5 separate regions of the Mus musculus genome follow, and all the other regions are linked to region 1. Evidence: chromatin loops called from intact Hi-C (ENCODE). Cell type or tissue: left cerebral cortex. All regions are shown on one strand. Region 1 holds the start of Nupl1 (nucleoporin like 1). Region 2 overlaps Gm33582 (a long non-coding RNA gene). Region 3 overlaps LOC108168164 (a long non-coding RNA gene). Region 4 overlaps Spata13 (spermatogenesis associated 13). Region 5 holds the start of Amer2 (APC membrane recruitment 2).

The links. Hi-C counts contacts between places; a loop is a spot of excess contacts. Peaks named below come from ENCODE experiments on the same cell type or tissue, not always from the same donor. Only the 100,000 strongest peaks of a DNase experiment are listed, where the experiment ranks them.
Region 2: a loop joins it to region 1, with 4 times the contacts of the local background. A loop is called at or near these places in 2 of 42 quality-filtered maps.
Region 3: a loop joins it to region 1, with 4 times the contacts of the local background. A loop is called at or near these places in 2 of 42 quality-filtered maps.
Region 4: a loop joins it to region 1, with 4 times the contacts of the local background. A loop is called at or near these places in 13 of 42 quality-filtered maps.
Region 5: it touches region 1 in a loop (7-fold over the local background); 5 of 42 quality-filtered maps call a loop at or near these places.

Annotation. Positions count from the first base shown.
Region 1 is chr14:60,249,744-60,254,743 of GRCm38, reverse strand. Nupl1 (nucleoporin like 1) reads left to right here and starts at 3,265. Exons shown (of 15, transcript NM_170591.2): 1 at 3,265-3,581. The coding sequence starts at 3,475. It overlaps Gm38641 (a long non-coding RNA gene), which reads right to left and starts at 3,270. Exons shown (of 3, transcript XR_874661.1): 1 at 3,191-3,270. In left cerebral cortex, CTCF peaks have their summits at 2,537 (motif pointing right) and 3,473; DNase peaks (open chromatin) are centred at 2,649, 3,199 and 3,716; H3K4me3 peaks cover 2,611 bases; H3K27ac peaks cover 1,921 bases.
Region 2 is chr14:60,174,569-60,179,568 of GRCm38, reverse strand. It overlaps Gm33582 (a long non-coding RNA gene), which reads right to left. Exons shown (of 3, transcript XR_874667.3): 2 at 2,632-2,778; 3 at 1-1,704. Among named protein-coding and RNA genes, the nearest start is that of Gm33582, 5.4 kb to the right of the region's middle. In left cerebral cortex, no CTCF peak of the experiment used is centred here; DNase peaks (open chromatin) are centred at 1,665, 1,877, 2,318, 2,633 and 1 more place; H3K4me3 peaks cover 2,583 bases; H3K27ac peaks cover 1,953 bases.
Region 3 is chr14:60,186,242-60,191,241 of GRCm38, reverse strand. It overlaps LOC108168164 (a long non-coding RNA gene), which reads left to right. Exons shown (of 3, transcript XR_001781273.2): 2 at 4,368-4,461; 3 at 4,917-5,000. Among named protein-coding and RNA genes, the nearest start is that of Gm33582, 17 kb to the right of the region's middle. In left cerebral cortex, no CTCF peak of the experiment used is centred here; DNase peaks (open chromatin) are centred at 1,291, 2,648 and 2,844; H3K27ac peaks cover 1,177 bases.
Region 4 is chr14:60,691,675-60,696,674 of GRCm38, reverse strand. It overlaps Spata13 (spermatogenesis associated 13), which reads right to left. Exons shown (of 13, transcript NM_001033272.2): 2 at 4,127-5,000. Among named protein-coding and RNA genes, the nearest start is that of Gm41165, 9.9 kb to the right of the region's middle. In left cerebral cortex, a CTCF peak has its summit at 1,882 (motif pointing right); DNase peaks (open chromatin) are centred at 1,876, 2,855 and 3,328.
Region 5 is chr14:60,375,888-60,380,887 of GRCm38, reverse strand. Amer2 (APC membrane recruitment 2) reads right to left here and starts at 3,196. Exons shown (of 1, transcript NM_028113.4): 1 at 1-3,196. The coding sequence starts at 2,641. The coding sequence ends at 623. In left cerebral cortex, CTCF peaks have their summits at 2,573 and 2,777; DNase peaks (open chromatin) are centred at 1,359, 2,072, 2,657, 3,116 and 2 more places; H3K4me3 peaks cover 3,333 bases; H3K27ac peaks cover 3,289 bases.

The sequences.
Region 1 (5,000 bases):
TTAAAAGAAAACCTCAAGTAATAGAAAATATAAGATCAATTCTATGAAGAATTAAATAGCTGGCAAGACAGTGAGATCTTATAGCTAGAAATATGGTGGAATGTATGCATCTACAGAGGTGAGCAAGATACTGATATTGATGCTGCAGGAAGACCATGCCATGCCAATCAGATGAGTTTACTATCTGTTTTGATACCCTCTTAGATGCCCAACTAAAAGTCCAAGTGCAGGGTTCACTTTAGGTGAGAATCCAATGGAAGCCCCAACTACATAACACCCTAGACAGAAACTCCTCCAATCCAGTGCCCCCAGAGAAGGATCCACCTTGACAATGAGAACAGAAAGAGCAGAGCTTGTGTTGGAAACATTAAAACCATGAAAATGCCACTAGGCAGATTTATATTCTGGATTCATTTGAATTATCTAATCCAAGAACATTCAAGAGGTAAATGGTGTTTAATTGGGCCGGGGCTAGTGGTGCCTCAAGACTTTAAAGTAGCAAGCACCAAGTCCTTGCTGGTGCAATATGCCTCTGTAATGAACCTCAAATAATTCTGATAATCTTCCAAGGAAAATTAAATTAAGGGCTGGAGAGATGGCTCAGCAGTTAAGAGCACTGACTACTCTTCTAGAGGTCCTGAGTTCAATTCCCAGCAACCATATGGTGGTTTACAACCATCTGAAATAGGGTCCGATACCCTCTTCTGGTGTGTCTGAAGACAGCTACAGTGTACTCACATACATAAAATAAAAATAAATGTTAAAAAAAGAAAGAAAATTAAATTCAAATCAGTAAAGAAGCACATAAGGAACTGTTTTTGAAGTGGTGGGAGGAATAAGAGATTGTATATTCATCAGGCTTAGCTTACTAAAAACATTATGCAGATCAGTATAAGGACATAGAAGACAATAGAAACATTAGCAATGTCATGGCAAAGAGTGCTTAGATGATCCTTTGGAGGAGGCTTGGTTGCTTACACTAGACTAGGTTTTGTGTGACCTTTTCCTGGGGAGATATGAACAAACACCTACTCACTCCAGATAGGGAGTGACAAAGGACACATCCCACCGATATCTCGTTTGGGCAACCAACAAATTCACCGGGCTTACTTACAGGAGTGGGTTAGGAGTACAAAACAGCTGCATATGAAATCTTATCTCAGCATGGAGGGGGCTTCTCCAGAAGTGTATAGATGGAGTCCCCTCTTCAGTTAACTTTCCACACTCTGTAAATTGTAGCACCTCTCAACACCACATGCTGCTGGGGCAGAATTACATACAATTGGGAAGCATTAACAGAGGCAAGGGACTTTTTAAGTCTAGTCTTAAACTTTATGTATCCACTAGCATGCAATATATTATAATACCATTGATCAAAAATTCCAGGTTTTTTGTCTCTGTGGGATATGGGTCAACTATCACTGTTGTATAGCTAAACTTTGCCATAAATCATACATGAATATATGATAATTTGAATGTATCTTCTGAAGCTTTCTTTCTTTCTTTCTTTCTTTCTTTTTTTTTTTGCACAAGCTTTTATTAGAGTCAGGTTGAGATTTTTCAGTAATTTTTGAATTTTAAAGTCACAGATTTACAGAATTACTGAAAGTATTCCATATGCCCACAGTTTTTCTGGTCATAGACATATATTAGTCTCTACTATATTTTAAAATAATCATCCTTTCTCACTGACCTTATGAGTCCTCAGAGCCAGACATGTAGCTCTTGCTAATTTTATGTTGGTATTTTCAAGTTTTGGAGCCTTTCAATAAAAATCTGGGTTCCTCTTAGGTTTTTTGTTTTTGTTTTTTTTTTTCCAGTTAAAAGGAAAGTTTACTGGGACATTCATGCCACTACTGCACCAATAAAGATATCTTGCCAGGTTACTCCTTATTGTAGTTTGCATGGCTCATGGCTGACATGACATCATGTGCCAAACACACCTTTTGACGTCATCTAACTTTTGTGACCTGCCAAAGGGAAATGGCGAGGAACAGAGTTTTCATCACTATGAGTATTTGGGGGAGAGGACAGGGCTCTACAATGAATCTGGAGGGTGTTCCGGTTCAGCCAACTGCAGGTAGCAATGCTCAAGGTCAACACAAAACAAGTGCTGAATTGTGGGGGAGCTGTGAGAAAAGAAGTGCCAAGGATTTGTCATATAAAGGGCACTGAGGGCCAGACTCAGAGACCGTTGGGCTTTTGTTCGAATCACTACCATGGGGAGGATTGTGCTTTAGCATAAATCTGAGGGGTCTGATGATGGGATCAATTTCATCGAACAAAACTTGGCAGCTGGTCAACGCACTTGCAGGAATAGTATGCCAATTCCTGCCAGAGAATTAAAGAACCATGATATGATGGCAGTGTCCCCAGACCACCGCTAAGAAGCATTTCTTGGTGCCCACGTTGCTCCGGGTGCCCGTACATTCTAATTTACATCCCTCTGGGTTTTTTTTTTTTTTCAGATTTATTTATTTTATGTATGAGTGCACTGTAGCTGTCTTCAGACACACCAGAAGAGGACATCAGATCCCTTTACAGATGGTTGTGAGCCACCATGTGGTTGCTAGGAAATTGAACTCAGGATCTCTGGAAGAGCAGTCGGTGCTGAGCCAGCTCTCCAGCCAGATCGCTCATCCCTGTCCTTACACTTTCCAATTCGCAGTTCCTCTCGTAAATACCCCAAGTTATGGGAAAGCCACATAGCCAGGAAGCAGTCTTCAGGGAAGGTCCCCAAGAACGGCACCCATCCCATTCACCGTCCACTAGGATTTGGGGCACAGTGTCCTGACCTCAGACTCGGAGGCAGAGGAGCCTGGCAGTGTCACGCCGCCCCGCTGAACCCTCCGTGCAGGAAGCACAAGCGTGCAGTACCATGGGGTGCTGACCGGAAGCGTGTGCGACTTAAAACCCGTACATTTCTGGACCCTCAAAAGGTAGACACCCTCTTTTTTTCTCGGGTGCAGCGACACCCAAATGAAACTCAGACGTCCCCTTGGAGGAATGTGAGGTGACGACCAAGGTCTTCTCCAACTCTAGAACTCTACGCATGGCTTTTGACAGGAGGCCGGACCGAAGCCGCACTCCAGGGCCTTCATTCAGGAAGTAAAGCACGAAATCCCGCGAGACTCTCCGGGCACTTCAGGGGCTTAGCGCTTTAAGCGAGTAGGCGGGGCGCCCACCTTACCTCATCCGCCCGGCCTCACACGAGTACCGCTTCCACTCCGATCCCAGGGTTCCCTGCGCGGCGGGCGCGCTTCTAGTGCGTTCGGCGCGCGGGCGGTGTCGCGCATGCGTTCGCCTGTGGCTCCGCCCACTCCGCCCTCGCCTTGCCGCACCGCCGCTTGGGGTTGTTTCCCACCCGGTACCCGCTGGGCACCAGCTATGTGGCACGTCCCTCTTCGGCAGTGAAGGGACAGAAGCGTCCTAGGCCTCTCCACCCTAGCTGACGCCTTCGCGCCAAGGGCCGCCATGGCCACGGGGTTCTCCTTCGGGTCTGGGACCCTCGGCTCCACCACTGTGGCCCCCGGCGGGACCGGAGCGGGCAGCGGCTTCTCCTTCGGGACCGTCGCGTCTAGGTAATGGTGCCGCCTAGCAGGGGACCCTGGTGCTTCCCCGCGGAGGTCTGCACATCGAGGCCTGCCTTCAGGCTGCTAGGCTTCCCTACGAGCCGCGCAGTGGGCTGTGGACCCCTGCCGCCGAGGCTCTGCAGTCCCCGGTCGCGCCGCGACGACGCGGAGTGGGCCCGACTGCGGGAAGCGGCCTGGAGTCGCGGCTACGCCTACGCGACCCCTCGGGTTCAGGGATAGAATGAGTGTTGAATGAATGACAGCTTGTTGCTGGCTTTTAGGAACAGAAAAATAGGTAGGATGTAAGTTAAAAAAAATATCCCCGGGTGGTTTAGATTTCGGTTTTGAACGTTACGATGCATTGGATTTATGATTTTTTGTTTGTTTCAAGCCTTTGTGCCACAGGACCCCCTTCTGTCTTTTTAACATTTTTATGGCATGTATTGTATCATAGTTATTTTGTGCCCTATACAGATTAGCATAGCATCGCAAAGCATTTTGTGTTATAACCATCCACCACATGATCTTTTCCGTTCACTGCAAGCTTAAGTGGTATATTCTTCAGTTTGTGTAATAGATTCCGGTAGTGACAGATGAGTAGCTAGGGATTCCAAAAAGCTATTTCACTGAAAGCATTAATCACTCAGACTCGGCCTTTGGTAAAGAGTTGATCAAATGAGGAAATGTGTACTCGAAGGACAGGTATCTCCCGAGGCATAACAAGACCTATAGGCTTAATGTCTCAAAGAAAGCTCGCTCTCTCTCTCTCTCTCTCTCTCTCTCTCTCTCTCTTAACAGCCCCCGTTAGATACAGCAAATCCAAAATAACAGTACAATCAGACTGCCCCAGTTAAGTCCCATTTTTGCATATGCTTTCTTAATCTTCACTACCTATGTTGTCGAGACACAGGCGACGGTGTGCTCTGCTGTCTCTTTTAACTTTCACCTTGTTTTCTTGTGTCATCGATTAACTGGCTTTAGGTTTGTCGTTTTTAATGGTGTATCTTACTTAGTTCTTTTTTTTTTAAAGATTTTAATTATTTTTATTTAATGTGTGTGGGTGTTCTGCTTGCATCTGTGCATCATGGCTGTGCATTGCCCTTAAATACCAGAAGAGTCCGTCAGACACCCCCCCCCCCCAACCACCACCACTACCACACCACACCACACTGGAGTTAAGGCCCACTGTGAGCTACCAAGTTTTAAATTTAAAATGGAGGGATAGTTTGGGAAGTGGTGGTGCACGCCTTTAATCCCAACACTCTGGAAGCAGAGGCAGGCAGATTTCTGAGTTCCAAGCCAGCCTGGTCTACAAAGTGAGTTCCAGGACAGTCAGGGCTACACAGAGAAACCCTGTCTCGAAAAACAAAACAAGACAAAATATATAAATAGTATATATATTATATAAATATATATCATATATTTTAT
Region 2 (5,000 bases), 75 kb after region 1:
ACTGAGGTCTGCATTCTGTGCCTAATACCAACCTAATCTTTCCAACTCTGCAAAGGCAATGAGGGGCATTTACCATGGAGATAAGTGCAATACTCCCCGATTGCCCTTGACAGTCTATCCTGCATGTGGCAAGTAAACTGACTGCCTTATTGCTCCTCCCACAAACCTGCATGATACCTCATACCTGTAATCCCCACACTTGGAAGGCTGAGGCAGGAGGATTGCCACCAGTCTCAAGTCATCTTGAGCTACATTTGGGAGTGAGCTCAGGCTGCCCCAGCACAATAAGACTCCTTCCTTCCTAGGCTACCGTCACCACACTTCTCCAGGGCTGTTGGACAATTTGGTTACCAGAAGGTACCTACAAAGACAGGAGCAATGAGCCCATCTTATGCTGTGATTCCACGAAATCAGAGAACAATTACAAACGACCACTGTCTATTCTTTCTATTCTCAGTGAGTTGTGGTCATTGTTTCCTGTCTGGGGGATGCTGATGATAACATATATAATAATAAACGAATGTTTCCAACCGCTTCAGTGCGATGGTCAGCCTAAGCTTTGAGAGCTCCCTCAGCAGCCTGGGAGACTCACTGAGTAGTTGGGCTGCCCTGAAGCTCACTCTGCTCAACACTTGATCCCTTTCCTGTTTCTTGGACCTTCCTGCTAAAGAGTCATTTCTTCTCAGATACAATGTTTACCCTTAGGGCCAGAGTCCATGCTTTATCATAAGAGGCTTGGAGGTGTTTGTGCTCACAGATAACCCAAGTGGGGAGCCTGGGCTGCTAAGCACACAGGGTTGTCCCTTCAAAGAAAAGAATTAGCACCTGTCATTGGCCCAGAGGGCTGACGGTTCCTAGCCTGGTGGCCTTTTTTTTTTTTTTTTTTATTTTCTGTTTGCATGGCCCGAGACTTTCCTGGCACCAGACCTTTCCTGAGACTCTTATCAAAAACTTATTTTCCCTCAGTCAATCTATAGAACCTATCTTTATGGACTTGCATAGTCACGTCCAATCCGTATTTAGCTGACTTTGTTTCTTAAGGAAGTTTATGTGTGCTTTGTTGTGCGCACGGGATTGAGTTCATCACCAGAATAGTTTTCACCAAATTCGGCTGTGCTACATATGCTTAAAATACACCACTCGTGGTTAGACTCCTGAAGTTTGAACCACCACTGGCTACTGAGTCGTGTTGAGCCAACCGCCTTCTTACCTCCTACAGCCCATCACTCCATAGCCCTCCAAGCCCCTGAGGCTCCCCCACTTTATGTAAAAGGAAAGGTAATGATTGATCTCTTCTGCAAGAGTAAGATCAGAATCCGGTTGGCTGGTTTGTTTTTCTGTTTTTAGTCTAAAGCCAAGATTTCGTCAGACACAGTAAAGATTTAGCTGGCTTTTTCACTACCCCCCATAGAACTGTGCTCAGAAGGACTCAGTTTAAACATTAAGTGAAGGGAGAAATCAAACAAAAGCAAGCCGAGTGACCTTGGGCCAGTCATCCCTTACCTCTCAATAGATTTGTTTGCATGTAGAAGGTGCACTGCGTGTTTCGTGGGAGTGGATGTGTGTGGTGGGTGAGCGTTCTGGAGGTCTCTGGTCTGTGACACACCGCTGAGGACAGGAGCTGCAGACCCAGCACTTCACTGAATTTCAGGTCTCAACCTGGAAATTCTTATTGCACGAAGGACCCATGCAGACCCTGTCGGGCTGGATACAAAAGAGCAGAAGCTGCTAACAAAAAGGGAAGGAAGTCGGAGGACCCACCGCTGCACAGCACAAGGGACAGGCAGGGGAGATAAGGTAGCGACTGGTTGGGGCCCAGAGCCGCCCAGATGCGCCCATCTCCTCCGGGAGTCCGCACCCAGCCCCGCAGCCCTGCCCGCATCTCCCGAGCCACCTGCCAGGACTCGGGCGGGCGGCGCAGCCTCGGGCGGGTCCCCGCCCCCGCGCTGCCGGGCCAGCGAGGCCGCCGCGGCGTTCCGGGCGCCGCCGCATTGGCCGCTGCGGTGCGGGAGGCGCGGTCGGCGCAGCCTCAAGGCTGCGGGCACTGGCTAGGGCGACCCGCGGCGCTCGTTCAGCCTTCGGCCCGCTCGCTCATGGCCCTGGCGCAGTGGTCCTGGCGTCCAGCCTCCCGCGTAGTTCCCACCGCCCGCCTCTGGCCTCCCAGCCTCCCAGCCACGCGCGATGCTGAACGGCGCGGGCCTGGACCAGGCTTTTAAGATGTCGTTACCGCGGAGGGCGAGGATCGGCGCGTCCGTGGGTGAGCTGGGAGGGTGGGCCACCGGGGCGGGGGCGGCGCCCAGGGCTGGGAGACACTGCTCCGCCCTTCGCCCTGTCCCCTCCCCCGGGCGCCTGGAGCTGCGGGATTCCGGACGCCACGCCCTGCTGACCCCTGGCCAGACAACCTTGCACTCGCGCGGCCAAAAGTCCTCACACCGTGCGGAAGGGGCGAGGGGCGGCGAGCGTGAGAGAAGTCTCACCCCCCTGGCACGCTGTGCATGCGTGTGTGCATGTGTCTGTGTGTATGCGTGTATCCATGTGTGTTCGTGTGTGTGTGTGTGTGTGTGTGTGTCCGTCCGCGTGCGCGTTTGCGTGTTGGTGCACGCGCGCGCGTGCCTGTCTGTGCGCCCTTACACGGTGATGCTGATGCTGGAAAGGACTGGAGCTGCCGTTTTCTGTCCTGTTCCTAGTTGTCGTGGGCACAGTTTGGCAAGTGTAGGGAACTTCTTGCCTCTCAGGTTGGCTGCTTGCGTCACCGAGTGTATGGTCTTGTACAGAGACCTAAGGGAAGCAGAATGTCACTAATAATGTTTTCACCACCTGGGGCCCAAGTGCTCTGGCTTACTCTAAGGACAGAGTAGCGCAGGGTTTCACTGCGGTCAGAAGCTGCAGGGGCCTCGGTGGGACTTGCAACACAGCTTCTCAACACAGCCTCTCCAACCATTCACTGTAGATGCCTTTGTTGTGTAATGTACTTAGGGAACATGACCCCAGCACACAGATACTCTGTCGCTACAGCACTTGATAGGTGACCCAGAGCTTAGATAATGCAAAACTAGAGGAGACTTCCAAAACGATGCCCGTCTTTCATTTCAGGCCCCTTTGAAAGGAGTCTGGGTAGATCTTTGATGAGCGTTCAAGGTTAGGGTTTGGAGCTGAAGTCCCTTGTCAAGTTTATGGTTTTGTCTGTCTTGAGATAATAGACATATAAAAATAAACGACCTTTACATTGAGCAATGTGAGGGAGTAACATGGGCAATATCAGGACACCGCAACATTCGTCTTGAGCAGAATCCTTTCCTGAAAAGGTCACCAGGCAAAATATCAAGTCAAGGCGGTGGAGAGTCCCAGGGGCATCAGGGAGCAATCAGAGGGACAGCCTAGGTACCAGAGGGAAGGAAATGTGTGCTTTCCAAAGCAGTGCCAAGGGTACAAGGCTTTGTGAAGAAAGAAACACCCTTGGATGGGGAGAGCGCAGAGTGCTAGTTCTTTGGAGATGATGGGAGATTGAGAGATTTAGCTTTGATCATATTGCATCTGAAGTGCCTGCTGGAGAACCTAGTAGGGATGTTTAGTAGAGACTAGCTCATGAGCCTGAGTTCACAGCCAGAGACCTGACTTTCAGGTGCTTCCCAGGATGCCTCCATGGGTCCCTTCCTGCAGGCGCACAGGGCCTCCTCCTGGGAGAGGCCTGCTTTAATGTTCTGCAGTTGTTAAGCTTTGGGTCTTGATTTCTGCGCAAGGTGCATGGCATCTCGCTGGGTTCCAAAAATTATATAAGTAATACCAGAGGAATCAGAAGGTGTCCTGAGCACTTCACTATTTTCAAATTGGAGGCTCTTAGAGGCAACAGAAAGGTTTTGGAACCGGGTGTGAAGCAGTTCGGGGAGTCAGGAATGTCGCCAAAAGCTCCAGAAAGAACCTGGGCATTGATGCTTGACTCTTCCGTGGAGGTCACCGATGACCTTGGAAGAGCTGCTATTGTGTAACTGTGGGGAGAGATATCTGTTAGTGGGAGTGCAAGAGAGGATTAGAAGACCGGGCTTGGAAACAGACTGTTCATGGTACCCTTTTAGGCTATGCTTTGCAGCTAATGGAGGGAGAAGCAAATGGAGTGGTTCCCATAGAAGTAAGAGAGAGAATGCACTGTTTGAAGACTGACTATGCAGTCCAACCGCAACAGGAAGGATATCCCAGACAGGGGCTTCTCAGTGGTCTGTGGCATGAGCCACAGTGGGAAGCAGGGCTCAGAGCAGAGCTGTTTAGAGGCAGATGTGGGGGTGTGGAGGATAAAATGTGAGACTTGACAACACAGGTCTATTTCGAACACATAAGTCATGGATGGGTGAGAGGTCGGGTGGAGACCTGGGTAAAAGGCCTGACGATTGTGTACTCCCATACAATATTAGTGATGTGATCTTCAAAGACTCCCACTGTTTCTCATTTTTCTGCAAACTAGCAGGTCTGATGGCTAACAGTCCTTTGAGAGCAGATGCCAAACAGCCAAACTAGCTGTTTAGCAAAGCAGTTCCACCTGGGGTCATTATTTCTGGCGAGAGAGCTTTAGGCTCCCATTTTGCTCAGGGTGCCCTGTTGTACTTTTCTCAGTTCTTCTCCACAGTGATCTCTTACTTATCAAGTGATGGGGATCCAAAGCCCAGTTGTCTGTGACAGGCTGTAGCCTGAGGTCCTGGATATACAACGACCACCTTCTGTGTGCCAGACACTTCAGGGATCTGGAGACAGGGCCCTGAACAGGATAGGTGTTCTCTGGATAGAGCCCAATGACTAGGGATAAGCACAAAGCACACTTGCTCTTGGTGGCTCTCAGCTTGTACCCAGCCTGGGGCCTACATGCACAGGCAAAGGACACAGGTGAACAGGGAGGCGAAGCAGAGAGTGTGTACAGGTGTGCAGGCAGTGGCGGCTGGGAGCGAGGATGGGAAGGAAGGGGGAGCTGTTCTCTGGGGACTGCAACATCCTTGTTCGCTAGGGAAGACGAG
Region 3 (5,000 bases), 64 kb after region 1:
CTCCAGTCCCCCCACAAAGGCTTGGGCTGGGAACTTGGTTATATCTTTCCTGGAAGTTGCTATTTATTTTTCTGTGTTCAGGATATGAGGTCTGCAGCCACTTTGTCTTCAATTTCTGCATCTCATACAGACTATTCCATTCATCCTTCAGTGTTTGCTGTAGAGGTTCAACTGTTGGTGATCACTACTCTCTTGGCTCTCTGGGCATCCACCCTTTTGATGACTAATCATTTACATCTTCTTGCCCTCCAAGTTGAACTTCTAAGTAACTTTCTCATATTTTATCACACACCCCTTTTCAAGCTGAAACTGCCATTTTTTACAGGGATGCTTTTCTTTTTGGAGGTCTCCAGCTTATCCAGGGGGGTCAGTTCTCCCACTTCTATTGCATTTCTGAGGAAAATACTGCCTCAGGGATCCCTGCCCATCTTATGAGTTTCCTTATTGCTCATGGGTCTCATTTTAACTCACTGTTTTTTCTTTAGAATGTTCCCAATCTCCTTTACCCTCTCCGTACCTGTGGTGGTTTGAATATGCTTGGCCCAGGGAGTGGCACTATTAGGAGGTATGACCTTGTTGGAGTAGGTATGGCCTTGTTGGAAGTGTGTCACTGTGCTGGTGGCAATGAGATCTACCTCCTAGCTTCCTGGGAGACAGTCTTCTCCTAGCGACCTTCAGATGAAGATGTAGAACTCTCAGCTACTCTGGCACCATGCCTGCCTGGATGCTGCCATGCTTGCATCTTGATGATAATGGACTGAACCTCTGAACCTGTAAGCCAGCCCCAATTAAATGCTGTCCTTATAAGAGCTGCCTTGGTCATGGTGTCTCTTCCCAGCAGTAAAACTAACTAAGACAGTACCTTTTCATTAAACTCTCTTTAACGCTTTGAAGGTTTGATGGTGGTCATGTATCAGGCCCAGGACTCACTTCCATGGGCTATTTTACACTGTAATCATCTTCCATGTTATGGGGCCATCACTAACCTGATCAGAAAGGAACATTAAAAAGAGCATAAAGAATTAACTACAAGTGCAGAAACATAAGAAATAAGTTGTAGATAGACTGAGTATTATGTAACTATTACCTGTGACATGCAGCAGACCAGGATAGGGGCTGAGTCAGAAACCTTTGTACCAGATTTTTTTGCCTCTGAGGACACAGCTGCCAGGCTGATTTGATTTTGCACACTGTGGTCTGATCTGGAAACAACAGCGGGCTTTCTTTAATACATTCATTTCTTGTCTCAGCGGATGAGGCTGATGACAAGCCCAAAAGCTTGTCATCTATTTATAGCTTGATTGTGGCGTGTGCGGTTCCAGCTCACAGTGCAACATGATTTTCAGGCCCTCTGAATCCTCTCCCCAGCTCCCCAGAGCCCCGTCTGTGGATTTTAGCCATTTTGCTGAGTGATCTCTAAGCTGCCAGCTTCTGATGCAAAGACTTAAGTGCCCATCCTCTGGTTTCCCCAGAAGACTGACTCAGCTTGTCCCCTGCCCTTGACTCCCACTTTTCTCCATTATAGACATAGTTTGCCATTTGAGAGGTGTGTCCATAACCTAGGCCTGCCCATTTCCCGCAGATCAGGATGGTTATTCTTCTGTTAAGACAGAGAAGAACTGAAATGACTAGGCCAGTTCACAGTTGTATGACCCAAGAGGGAAGTACACATCTCTTATAGGATGGCTCTAATAGTTGGGGGTCATTGAATCTCCACATGGGAAAACTAGATGAATGCCTTGGTTGGGCAGTTGGGGATGAGGTGTTACATTTGTTTGTTTGTTTGTTTGTTTAGTGTGTGTGTGTCTCTGTGCACGCATGCACACACACATATGTACAGGGCACTGCATACTTGGGGAGCTCAAAGGACAACTTTCAAGAGTCAGTTCTCTCCTTCCACCATCTGAGACCCAGGGATGAGATTTCAGACATCAGGTTAGGCAGTGTATACTTCACCCTCTGAGTCATCTTGCAGGTTTGGTCTGGGATGGGGGTGTTTAATAGGAATCTGTTTTCCCCTATAGGCCTTTGGGATGATTCTGATGGTTAGCAAAACACCCTTTCTGTTAGTAGGTTAACAACCATGGGGTCTGAAAACTTTAATGCTCAAGAATTCAATAATTGGTTTTGGCATAGGAAATCCCACGCCCAACTCAAAGGAAAAAAATCAAAATAAATTGAGATAAAAATAATAAAATACAGTGTGACTAAAGTACCAATTAGCGGAAAACAGACTTAAGAATATCAATGGCAGGCAGGCACAGTGACACATACCGTTAGTCCCAGCACTCAGGAGGCATAGGCAGGCATGTGCATGAGTTCAAAGCTAACCTTGACTACATAGTTCCAGGACAGCCAAGGCTACATAGTGAGATCCTGAAACTGTCTTAAAAACAAACAACAGGTGAATAACAACAAAACAAAACAAAACAACAACAACAACAACAACAACAACAAAAACTCCCAAATCCTCACAAAATGAATGCTATCACCAAGAAGCATGAAAAAGTACATAATCTTTCTGAGCAAAGCTATGCAAGCTTTCTAAAATAGGCACCTGCTTCCTCCAACTAGCTACACTGAGAGATGAGTCACTGGCTGCATCGCCAGGGTGCTTGTTTGCCCTCAGGGGACTCTGCTTAGGTGGAACTCTTTGTGCTTCCTTTGGCCTTCCTGAATGTGTGCTTTTTTTCCTAATCCTTATGGTTGGGTCTTCTCCATGATGTGAGCTTTTCTCCTCTCTCTGAGGGAGGAAGGGAAGGAGACAGGGATGTATATGCAGGAGTCCTGGAGCTTGCTGTGCTGAGGAAGCCAGAGGGAAGGGAGAAAGAAGGGAGAGGCAGGCGTGGGCTGAGTGGAGGTGGCTTTGCTTTTACTTGACTGCTCAGGGCCTGTGGGCCTGGTGCCCTCCTTCAGCAAATGAGTCCTCTAGTCGCCCACATTTGGAAGTCAGCAATGCTCATGCCTCCTCCCCGAGGGCTGAGATGACAAGCGTATGTCACATCCCACTAGTTCCTACCTACCCTTTATTCATAAGTGAGCCTCTTGTTCTCCAGAATATGAGGGGAGAAATTGGCTAAGTGTGTTCAATAGACTTGTTTTTCTAAAGTTCCGTCACCAATGCAATGGTGTATATTGGCACTGTTTTTTGGGGAGGAGCACGTGGATCCATTCTGGGAAAGAGTGAAATGTGTGGTACACAAAGAGCTTCTGAAAAGCCACAGAAGTGGGGTTCACCTGCTCTCTGTCCTGTCAGGCTATGTTCAGGTAACCTCTGACAGCCATGGCTACCTGCTCTGTGGTGGGTCTGGAGCTAGATGGGATGAAAAAAGCAGTATAGAGGGAGCCTATCTGTTTTTTCTATTAAATTATTTATTCACTTTACATCCCAATTGCAGCCCCTACCCTTCCAGTCCCCTCCCTCGACATACATACCCTCCCCCACCTGCCCCACCCTTCCTCCTCTGAGAAGGGGAGGTCCCCCTGGGGAGGGAACCTATCTTGCCTGTGAACGTGAGTCCCTTGAGTCATGTTCCATTCATGCCTGGTCTCCATCAGAGCTCTAGAGTGCTGGCTTCTCTCTTCCTCACTGGCCAGTGTATTCAGAAGGTCCCGAGAATGCTCCATTCTGCCTAAATGCTACTTTCAGCGTTTTGGGGGTTAAATTATTCAGAACAAACTAGCCTTGGCTGAAACGTGTCTCCCTCTGCTATCTCTTGCTATTCAGAGAAAAAAAAAATCAGAGAACAGTGGAGGAAAGGTAAGGGAGGACAATGAGCTAAAATATTCTCACCCCATGAAAATGATGGTGCTGACTGCAAACCAACTGTGCAGTGCTAATTTCACAAAATATCGTCCAGATTTTGCCCATTTAAGAAATTCTCACCACTGAGGAGCCCATTTGCCAAGTTGTGTGTGTGTGTGTGGGGGGGGGGGGTTCCTGCTGATCTCATTTCCATGGCCTTTGGTGAAGCTGAGAGAGGAGGAGCAGGGTGTGGTGCATGTGTGTGTGCGTGCGTGCGTGCGTGCGTGTGTGTGCGTGTGTGTGTGTGTGTGTATATATGTGTGTGTGTGTGTGCGCGTGTGTGCGTGCGTGTGTGTGTGCGTGCGTGCGTGCGTGTGTGTGTGTACATGTCTTTATATGTTTAGTAAGTTATCATTTTCACTGGGGCTACTCATTCAGTATAACATGGTCTGAGTTTTTCCCACTCTCCTAATTCCATGGCCTACATTAAGCTGCAGTCCAGATAAAGGCGGGAGATGGAGACTTGTTTATTGTAACTGACAGCATCAGGCTAAATCAACACAGAGAAAGCAAACAGTGCTGAGTGCTTTTCTGACTGCTGAAGCTGATCTCCCAAATGCAGGGAAAGCAGAGCTCAGGCAGGAGAGGTGAGTCTCCAGCTGGAAGCAACAGAAAGCAACCACCTGATCTATAGCATTAGCGCTGAGGATCTCTAGGTAAGACTTTTGTGTGCTTATTCCCTAAGGTTAAAGGAGAAAACTTACTCCCTGTGGCCCTTTCTTTTGGGTGACAAAAAGAAGTACTTAAATCTTCTCTACAGTTCCAAATCTCAGAGACTGATAGTCTTGGAGCCAAATACAGCCTCTTTCAATTTTAAGTAAGTTGGCCTTGAAGCATTTATATGTGATTTTTCTCAAACAAATTTTGGGAACTTTTAAAAATAATGTTAACTTTATTTTTATTATTACTATCATCATCATTATTATTACTTCTATGAGAGTTTTGCCTGTGTGCACTGTGTGTGTGTGTGTGTGTGTGTGTGTGTATGTTGCTTGTGGAGAGCAGAAGAGTCTATCAGATTCCTTGGACCTCTTAGACTCAAAAATTGGATGTAACCATGGATTTAGCTTTTGAATGCTATATATTTCAAAAGTCATTTTTCTGTCCCCAGCTGTAGAATCAAAAACACTTGCACTGTGAATCATGTGATCTACAAGAAGCACAGAGAGCATCCATCACTTTGAAGAGTCATGTT
Region 4 (5,000 bases), 440 kb before region 1:
TGTATCTTAACCCGAGTTGTTGTACATCAAACCAAACGAGGCTACTCCTTGTTCTTCGCAATATTATAGATCTACGTATCCTGTCTGGGCTACAACACCTCCCAGAACCTGCCTCCTTTCAGTCAAGTGTGGCCTAAGTTGAAGGTAAACTCAGAATTACCTGAAACCTCTCTCTGGTTCTCTCATCTCTACCCCTGGCGGAGAGGTGAGAGCGCAGAACAGGCAACACTACACTGAGTTTATACAGTCCTGGAGATCACACTCAGCATGGGTGGGGCGCACTCTTTCTTCCTTAGGACCTGTGAGCACAATTGGTTGAGAACCACACCTCTTCTTTATCCGTTCTCTGTGTCTTTTGTGGGACTTACTCCATGCCAGACAATTCTCACATGCATCTCAGTGTCGCGTGTATGTCTTACTAGGCTTCACCCGACTTCAGTCTCTTGTACCTGGGAGATGCAAAACATCCTGGGCTTGGTTCCACCCCTGAACAGAACACACCACTGTAAGGATACCCTGGGACTCAACTCTTAAAAGGACTGGGGCAGTAGCAGCGGAGTGCTTGCTTTGTATAAACGGTTTGATCACTGGTACGACATAAACAGGCTCAGTGGTCCACATCTGTTGTCTCATCACTTGGGAGGTGGATTTGGGGCAGGGGTGGGGGCGGGGATCACAAGTTCAAGGTTTTATGGTGAGTTCAAGGGCAGCCGGTGATGAATAAGACTCTGTCTTATAATAAAATGAATGTGAGATCGATCTAATTATTTGAAGAATTTCTCCACTTCTTGTAAAACTGTAATGCAGTGTTACATACAAAAAGTTTTGAGGGCTAGAGGCTGGAGAGATGGCTCAGTGCGTAAGAGCACTTGTTTCTCTGACAGAGGACCAGAGGACCCCAGTGAGACGCCTAGCCCCATATGGCAACTCACAACCATCTCTAACTCTAGCTCATGGAGAACAAACATTCTCTTCCTCTTCCTCTCATACCAGGTACATACATGGTACACAAACAAGCATGCATAGATAAAACACATCCTTAAAGTAGTAATTTTGAAAATGTTAAGATGCTAGATAAACACAGTGTTTAACATTAGAGACAACTGAGACCCTAGAGGTTCAAGACTTCCTAGTTTGCCCAGATCCCTAACTGGTGTCTTCTGAGGAGCACAGCCAGAGTACCACCAAACTAGAAGCATTTACAAAAGATTCACCACTGTGCCTGGGACAGGCTCACAGCTGGTGCTCACTACTTACAGCCAATGACTCTATACTACAGACAGGTAGAAAGACAATATCCCTTTTGGAAACTCCGTATTCACACTCTAAACTATGGCTCCCGCACCTTTCTAGAAAATGAGGAACACTATTAACAGAAAAATTCCAAATAGCCTTTATCTTCCAAATGCAAGGATGGAACTCAAGGCCAGGCAAGTGCTAGATAAGATCTCTACCATAGAGTGGCAGCCCTGGGCCTTGAACTCTGCTTGTGTGCGGCTTTCTGAGATAGAACTTATTATGTAGCTCAGGCTGGCCTTGAACTTGAAAACCTCTGGCCTCTGCATCTCAAGCGCTGGGGTTACAGATCTATGTGTATGAGCACACTCAGCTTCTGAATAGCATTTTCGTTTTATTTAATTTATTTGTTTGTTTGTTTGTTTGTTTGTTTTTTCGTGACAGGGTTTCTCTGTGTAGCCCTGGCTGTCCTGGAACTCATTCTGTAGACCAGGCTGGCCTCAAACTCAGAAATCCACCTGCCTCTGCCTTCCAAGTGCTGGGATTAAAGGCGTGTGCCACCACTGCCCCGCCTGAATAGCATTTTTAAAAGGAAAACATTTTAGGGTCCTGCCCAACCCAGTACTGTGCTTTACCAAGAATCACCACCAGGTGTCAGGAAAAGGCCATGTTTTGCAAATGACAACAGCATTTCCTCCTTTTCCTAGTTATCCAGGTAATATGTTAAAATTTTTCCCAAAATTACTTCGTGTTTTGTTTTGCTTTGATACAGGGTTCCACATAGCCAAGCACGTATCTGATGATTACCTTAAAACTCTCACCCTCCTGTTTCTCCCCGTCGAGACAGGGTTTATACAGCCCCAGAGACCACACTCGGCGTGGGAGGGAAGCACTCTTCAGGCTCAGGGTCCTGCCTTTAACACGCAGAACCTGGGAGACTCATAAGGATCCTTTACTAGAGTCATGGAGCATCAGACATGGGGGCAGGGCCGAGTGTTTGCACAGTGAATGTCTCACCAAAGCTCGTGTGGATGGTCCACGTCCTTTAAAGTTCAAGATTAAAGTTTAGTCTCTGGGGTGAAAGTATTAGGCGGTGCTGTGGAACTCTTTGGGGGACTCCAGTGAAAGGTCCTTAGCTCACTTGGGGAATGTCCTGGAGGGGGACCATGTGACCTTACCGACTCTGTCCCCAGTCTTGAGATCTGATCTGTCACTCTGACAAGGATAGGCTACCCTTGTCAGAGGGCCAAGCCAGCAGGACTGCCCAGTCTTTGAAATGAAACTCTGTGCTGAGATGGCCATGCTATGTAACAGAACAGTGTTGAGTTCAGTTCTCCTGCCTCCATCTCATCTCCCAGTCTTTGAGCTCACACGTGTGTGTATAGCCACACCCAGCCGGTGGCCTGGGCATTTTATGCTACAGATGCAAAACTGCTGGGGCATACTCAGAACTGAGTAAAACCTTTTGGCCAATCAAAGTCAGCATCGTTTAACTGTTTCTCAGGGCTGCCTGTCTCCTGCAAGGGATCCACGCCTCTTTTTTTTTTTTTAAGAATGCAAATGAGTAAATCATCTTCAATACTAGAAAGCTCTGACACACTGGGCCTCCAGCCCAGAGTCTGTAGCTGCATGTCTGCTGACTGGATATCCTGGGATGTCCCGAAAGTTGGTTTGGATCTCCCTAAAGCACTCTGTAGCAATTCTACTCTCTCGGTCCTTTCCAGAAGGCTCTGTGACCTAGATGTCTCTGGATAGCAAAGGTCAAAAATAGATATTTGCCAGCCATGGAAGTGTGGCACACACCAATCACCCCAGCACTCTGGAGTGTGACTTTGAGGGTAGCCTGGGCTACAGAGCATCATCTCAGTAAATTTATAACAGCAAATCCACAGGCTACTCTGGCTTCTCTTTGCATACCCAACTGTGCAATCGTTCCTCTGCCGGCCCTCTCCAGGGCTGAGTGGGAGGGAACATTTGCTAAGGAGTAATTTCCTGCTGCAAGCACCAATTCACAGCTGTAACACCGTCTAGAAATTTATGCAAAGAACATTTACAACCCGCACACGCGGCTACGCTTCTGTCTTTTAGCTATGTAAGGTGATAGTACTGAATGTTCTTATAAAGTGAGACTTGCACAGAGGAGTAAAACTGTCTGGCTGCCTGACAGGACGTGAAAGGATCTCAGCTCTTGCAGCTCAGACAGCTATTTGCTGACTTGATCCGAGAGCTGCTCGGAGCTCTGCCCTAAAAATAAGCACAATGGCCATCATTAAACTCTCTTGGAAGAAGCATTATCCTGGGCGTGACAGGTACTGAGCAGCACAGTTCTAATTCACTCCTAGGAAATAAAAGGACTCAAGACACGTAATGTTCTCTAACACAAAGAACTGCATTTACAAGGGCTCTGTCGGGAAGGAGAACAGCAACAATGTCAAATACACGGATGGTATGGGGGTGATAAAATGCTTTCCAAATGTGAAAACGCTGAGAAACCCTAGTGGTCACATTAATCCCCAGGACCTAGCAGCACATAGGAGATACTCAATAAACATCTTTTCCAGGAATGGTGTGGCAAACACTACATCAAGGGAACGTATTTATTAGCAAATTCAATTTTAAGTGGGATAAAGGTGTGTGGGATGGTGTGGTTTGGTGCTGGAGGGCTAACCTGGAACCTTGCACGTGCCACGTAAACACCTGGCAGGGAGGCACATCCAGAACCAGGCAAGCTAAGCCAATAACTTCCATCTCCGCTAAAACTGAATATGACCAGTTTAGCACAGACAGAACCAGGAGTCTTTGGAAATCGCTGGATGAATGGCAAAGCAAATACTAGAAATCACCCCTCCCACACTGTCACCCACCAGAGGCACTCCACCCAGACCCTTACCTCTTCCTTCTTCTCTTCTGGATGGGTGGCTCCATCGAGATTCTCGGGAAAATAGCTGTCACCGCTTTCTCCCCCCACATCACCAGCAGCGTTAAGGACAGTATCCTGGAGGGACACGGGTCCCGGTTGCCTGTGCGAAGCATCCTCAGTCCGCTCTTCACTGTCCGCTGAACTGAGGGACAGCACACTCAGACTACTGGGGCACTTAGTACTCCCTGGGCTCTGAGGGCTTTGGGGCTTGGGTGTGGTAGGTCTCAGAGGAGTGGGAAGCTGCACGGGATTAAAAGGATGTTGGCTGCCAGTATGTGCCTCACTGGAGCCTTGGCTCAACCCTTCTGGGTCCGTGGGGATTGGTGAGGGACTGCTGGCACGAGGTCCATCATTTCCCAGTGGCTGAGCACTTTTAGTTTCCAGGGGGAATACTGCAGTATCCACATCTAAGTGGGGCTCTGGAGCTGCGTAGGGCGCAGTGGTGCATGGTGCAGGGATACAGGGTGAGCCGCCACGCCTGGCATCTGGCTCCACGCTGCTGCTAGTACGACGCGAGTAGTCATCGTGTAGCTTGCTTCGTGGCGCAAGTAGTGGGTTCTCATCCCCGAGACCGGGACCAGGGCCAGGGGCTGCACTCCTGGGGGCCTCCCTCTTCCAAGCCGCATCCTTGACATTGCTCACCAGTCTCAGGACTCTGTCGAAGTCCTTGGCCCGGATGGGGCTCCTCCAGCGTCTGGTTCTTCTCTCTGAGCCACCCGGCTTCTCCGGGTCTGTGAAGAAGCTGCTCAAGGTTCTGGAGGGAACCTGCCTGTCACCCTGCAGTTCCGTGAGGTTGGATGCAGACTTGCGCTTGAAGGAGCTCTTCAGGACGCTCAAGCTGTCG
Region 5 (5,000 bases), 130 kb before region 1:
TGGAAGCTGGGGGCTTTCTGCAGGTCAGCAGCCCCCTGGTCTAGTCACACAGCTACATGGAGCTTTAGCTTTGAGGTGTTTTCCACACAGTGATAAAGCGAAGTTCTTTTTTATTTTTTTTTTTTTCTTTCCTGGAAAGAAAGGCAAGAATCCTGTTGTTCAGTGACTCCGCAAGGCCCTCTTGAATCTAGAACAGCCTGATATCCTGGTGGGATTTTTTTTTTTTTTTGTTAGATTTGGTTAAATCTTATTTTCTGCAAAGGCAAAGAAAGGTGACTTCTGAATGATCCATGAATTAAGGAAGAAGGAGGAGAAGGAGGAGGAGGAGGAGGAGGAGGAAGAGGAGGAAGAGGAGGAGAAGGAAGCCCAGATCTTCTGTAAAGGTTAAAAGAAAAGGGAAGGCGCTAGAAAAGAATTCTCAGAAACTTATCTGAACTCCAGGTGTAACATCCCCCTTCCAGGGTGTCCTGCCCCTGTCTCCAACAAAGACTTCTAGGCCATATGGAGAAGGGTGGGTCCTAAATGATTTGCTTTGGAGAAAGCGAACTTCCTTCAGTGGTTTCCAGGGGAAAGTTGTATTCCTTAACATATGGCCCATCCATCCTCCTTGGCCTTGGGGACCTCACAACTTTTTGGCACTGTCATGGCATGCTGCTGCCCTGATGGTGGTCCCAGCCAAGCCCCGGTTGCTGACCCTACGGACCAGCACTTTGGAAACAGGGATTTTTGTTCTGGGCACCTCACTCCTGGCTGGTTGCTGGTGCACCACCGGATGGCTGGACGGAAGGTTGGAGAGATGCTTGATGCTAATAGGGATTTTAGAGTCCTTCAGCAAGCTGCCCGGTGTTCTCAGAGGACACGTGATGGTGCCTGGAGACACCGGCTTTAGCCGGGACAAGCAGGGTGGGTCCTCTGTGGCAGGAAGGGTGGCTGGGCTTGCTTCAGGTTCAACGTAGAGATCGCAGAGAGCATCGCCACTGTCGCTATCCCTGGGGATGACCACCTTCTTGCTGCTGCTGCTGTTGCTGATGCTCTCTTCTTCTGGGCCAGGGGTGGTGGAGTCCCAGTAGCCCTCATCGCTGTTAGGAACACCTTCTTGATGCTCCTTCTCCGGATGTTTGGGCTCCTCCTTCTGCTGGGACTCAATGGGAATTCTGTGGAGCCTCCTGCGCTTGACCGAGGACATGTCCTTGGCTGCTTCCCCACACCGGGTATCACTGGAGGTCTCAGGGGCCAACTTGATGTCGGAAGCAGTGGCTGCCTTCGCTGCGCCTTCTTGAGTTCCTTGTCCTTGGTCCTCAGTCTGGGACAACATGTCCCAGAATTCCGGGAGATAGGTGTCGTCCACCTGATCCGGGCTGGCCATCTCCTCCCCTCCTCCTTGGTAGGCCACCACGCTGGCGTTCTTTTTAGAGAGAACTGGCTTGCCTGGCCCGGGGACATGCTTGTCACAGCTGGGGCCTGCCTCTTCTTCTGGGTCTGCAATAATATCTCCACAGCCTGTAAGAGAGTCAAAGCTTTTCAGTGAAGTCACGTCAGAAAACATCAAACAAATACGATCTGCCGACGGGTCTGAGGGTGGATCAACAGAGGAAGGGTCAGGGACAGCAGACGCCCGGCCGCTGCCACCTTCGGAGTCGACAAGGGGGACGGTCTTTATCGGAACGTCACCTGTCTTGGACGCATCCTCGGCCGCCTGGACCTCACCGGCTCCCGACTCGAGGGCTGCCCCGGGCTTCTCCTCGCGCCGATGCCCCTCGGCGTCCTCTCCCCGGGAGCTTTGATCGCCAGAGCCGGTGGGGCTCCCGGCCTCGAGGCAGATCCGCTCCGGGGCGCTCTCGGCGGACGCGGGCGCCTGCTCTCCCCCTGCGGGCTCACCTGCTGCGTGTCGCGAGGCGTCCTGGCCCGGGCTGTCCGGGCGGCGCGCGGCTCGGGGCGGCTCCTCCTTGACGCACTCCAGGCTGGCGGTGAGCGAACCGGGCAGAACCAGGTTGCCCGGGCCCGCCGCGCGCACCGCCTTCTCCTCCTCCTCCTTGCCGCGCTTGTCCCTCCGGTGCCAGCGCATGCTGCTGAAGATCCCTTTCAGCCCCCTCTTTTGTTTGCCGCCAGCCTTGCTCGCCTCGGCATGGTCTCCCTTGCCGGTCTCCGATCGCCCGTTCTTTTTCAGCAGGGAGAAGAAGCTGTGGGACTTGGCCACCGAGCTGCTGGCCAGGGAGCCCAGGCCAGGCCCGGAGGGTTTGGGGGGTCCGGGGATCGGCCGGGCCCCGCTGTGATCGCTCCCGCCAGGCGGCTCCTCCTTCTTGCTGCCCTCCAGCACCAACACCTCGGCTAGTCCGTCGTGGGTCCTGCTTCTCACCATTCCCGTCGGCCCCGAGCTCTTCCCATCCCCTTTGTTTTTGACCCCAAAAATGCTGGGCATGGTGCCCCCCGATTTCCTTTTCTTGAATAACTTGAACGCAGCCTTATTGATCTTCCCCGACGGCGGCTCTGCGGCGGGCGTCTCCGCGGCGCACTCACAATGCGAGTCCATGTCTGCAGCGAGGGCCCCGGCCTGCTCCTGCCTCCCGCAGACCCCCGCGCGCGCGCCGCCGCCGCGCTCGCTGACAGCCGCGCCGCCGCCGCGGCTCCTGCCCGTCTCCATGGAAACCGAGTGGGATCAGCCGCTGTCGTCAGCCGTAGGCTCGCGCCAGGCCACTGTCACCCGCGTTCTAAATCAACCTGAGCGGCTCTCGCTGCTGCGCTGTGGCTACTGCAACTGCGGCGGCTGAAGCGCACAAACCGGACTATCTCCCCTCCTGCCAAGGGCTTATATAATATCCTGGGTGCCACATAGGTTTTTGTGTAGCAAGAGCCTTCATCGCAGCCTCGAGGCGAAAGAAAAAAATGAAATTCATAATTATGGGCTTTGGATCCCAGTGCGTTGATTCTCACCACCTCAGGTTCTTCTTCCTCTAGCCCAGCTTTTCCTAGGATCGCAGCTTCAAAAATTAACACATGCGTCCCCCATGTCCACAAAGAACAATGCCTTTTCCTTTATCATCTGTTTTGGACTTCATGCAGCCTCCTATCTTTCTCCGGTCCTTCACATAGGTCTTAGCGTGTGGGTACTAAGCCCAAGAGGCACCATGCCAATCTGTTCACGCCTGCGTCTGGTCCAGTGCCGAATGTAGTCCTCTTCAGGTTGATGCTGTATTCTGATCATGTGGCTCTGATTTCCTGTTACAGAAGCAACAGCCGTCAGTCAAATACCAATTAGCAGCTCTCAGCAACGAAAGTGCAACAGTCCCCTAGGGTTCGCTGGTCCTTTGGGAGACCACAAAGCTTTTATCCCCCACCCCAGTGACATGGGGCTTAAGTCACAGAAGCCACCAATTGGTCACAATAGACTGAGCACACTGAGAACTTAGGTTGGAGAATTCTGATCCCTCTGCAGGTGGGTCTTAGAGGCCTGGGCTCAGTCTTCCTCTTTCATTCAGGGGTATGGTAAGTATACCTCTCTCTGTTGTGCCCAGCCTACCCCTGTCTAAGAACACCCAAGGACCCCACTCGCTGTCTTTCCCAATAGGACAGGGGGGAAAACCAGACAGGGGTCAGAGGTCGTCCCTGTGGTTGCTTCTGACCCCACTGGTCTAGAGGCAAAGGGAACTGGGTTCCAGAGAACAACCTGTGTGGGTAAGGTTTCTGTGTTCTGACTTTGAAGACAACTGCTAACATTGTAGCTTTTCCTAACCAAGGGCTTGCCAGCAAAATAGGGAAGGATTTGGAAAAGATTCATGTTTTATAATCCTTAATAACCCTATTTTAAAAATATTGATTATATATAGTGATTATTTGATTGTATATACTATTTACATACAAACACCAGTCTTTCCTGCTTCTCTTGAATTTATTTTCCACAAGTTACTTATATTTTGCAGATTCAGAGTTACTTATATACTGTACTTATACTGAACTGCAGATTCAGTTGTTGGCCAAGGCAGCCTCCAGGGTTCACAGTTAGACCATGGAGTTGAGCAGTCATGTTGCTCTTTCTCATCTCAATGAAAAAACGGCTCTAAACTGAGACTGGAATCAAAGGACCTTTCTGTTTTCAGAGTTCAAACCCCACCAGCTCTTTCCACCTACTAACAGGACTCTTTATGGACAGAATATACAACAACAGACTTTTAAAAAAAAATGAGTTTTCTTTTCAAAATATTTACTTCTTTTGTATGTGTGTATTGTGTGTTATGTGTCTGGGCACACACGTACCACAGCAGAGGACAACCTGTGGAAGTTTTCATCTTCTACCTTGTGGGTCCTAAGGATCAGTTATCAAACTTGGGGGCAAGAATCCTCACCTACTGAGCCCTCTCACTGGCCCACTTCCTGAAGCTCTAATTGATCATGTGACATGATGGAACAGAGTCCCGTTTGCCCTGCAAAAGATTAGACATGAAGAACTATAAAGAGAAAGTCACTTGTTATTTCTTTGAAAGCTTTTGGAGGACAATTGGAAGTCTGTCTCAGTTCTTTACACACACACACACACACACACACACACACATCAACACACCATGCTGGCTAGAAAGTGTGTTACTATATATGTAACCATGCCAGTCTGAAATTGCTTTAGACCACAATTGGGAGGAACAGTCTAGAAAAACCACAAGTCTCGAAGTCTAAGAGCTGGAGTAGGTGGCCTGCTTAACCAGTAGAGCACTGCCATCTACCAAGATAGGCCAAAAGTAATTCATCTACATAAGAATTCTTGAATCCCCAGAGAGAAAACTGATCAAGGAACATGGGATTGCTACCATTCCTTTGGGACATAGATACTCAAAGAGAAAGACAAAGCAGCTTTCAGTGTAGGGAAGGCTCCTTGGTGGCGAGCCATGCCCCTGCGGAGGAAGGAAGCAGGACACTTAGAGTCTTCTGCTAACCCACTGCAGACCACAGGCAAGGTGAGCAAGGTGAGCTGTAGACTGAGTGTGGACTCCCAACTTCCTCTCCCATGTGAG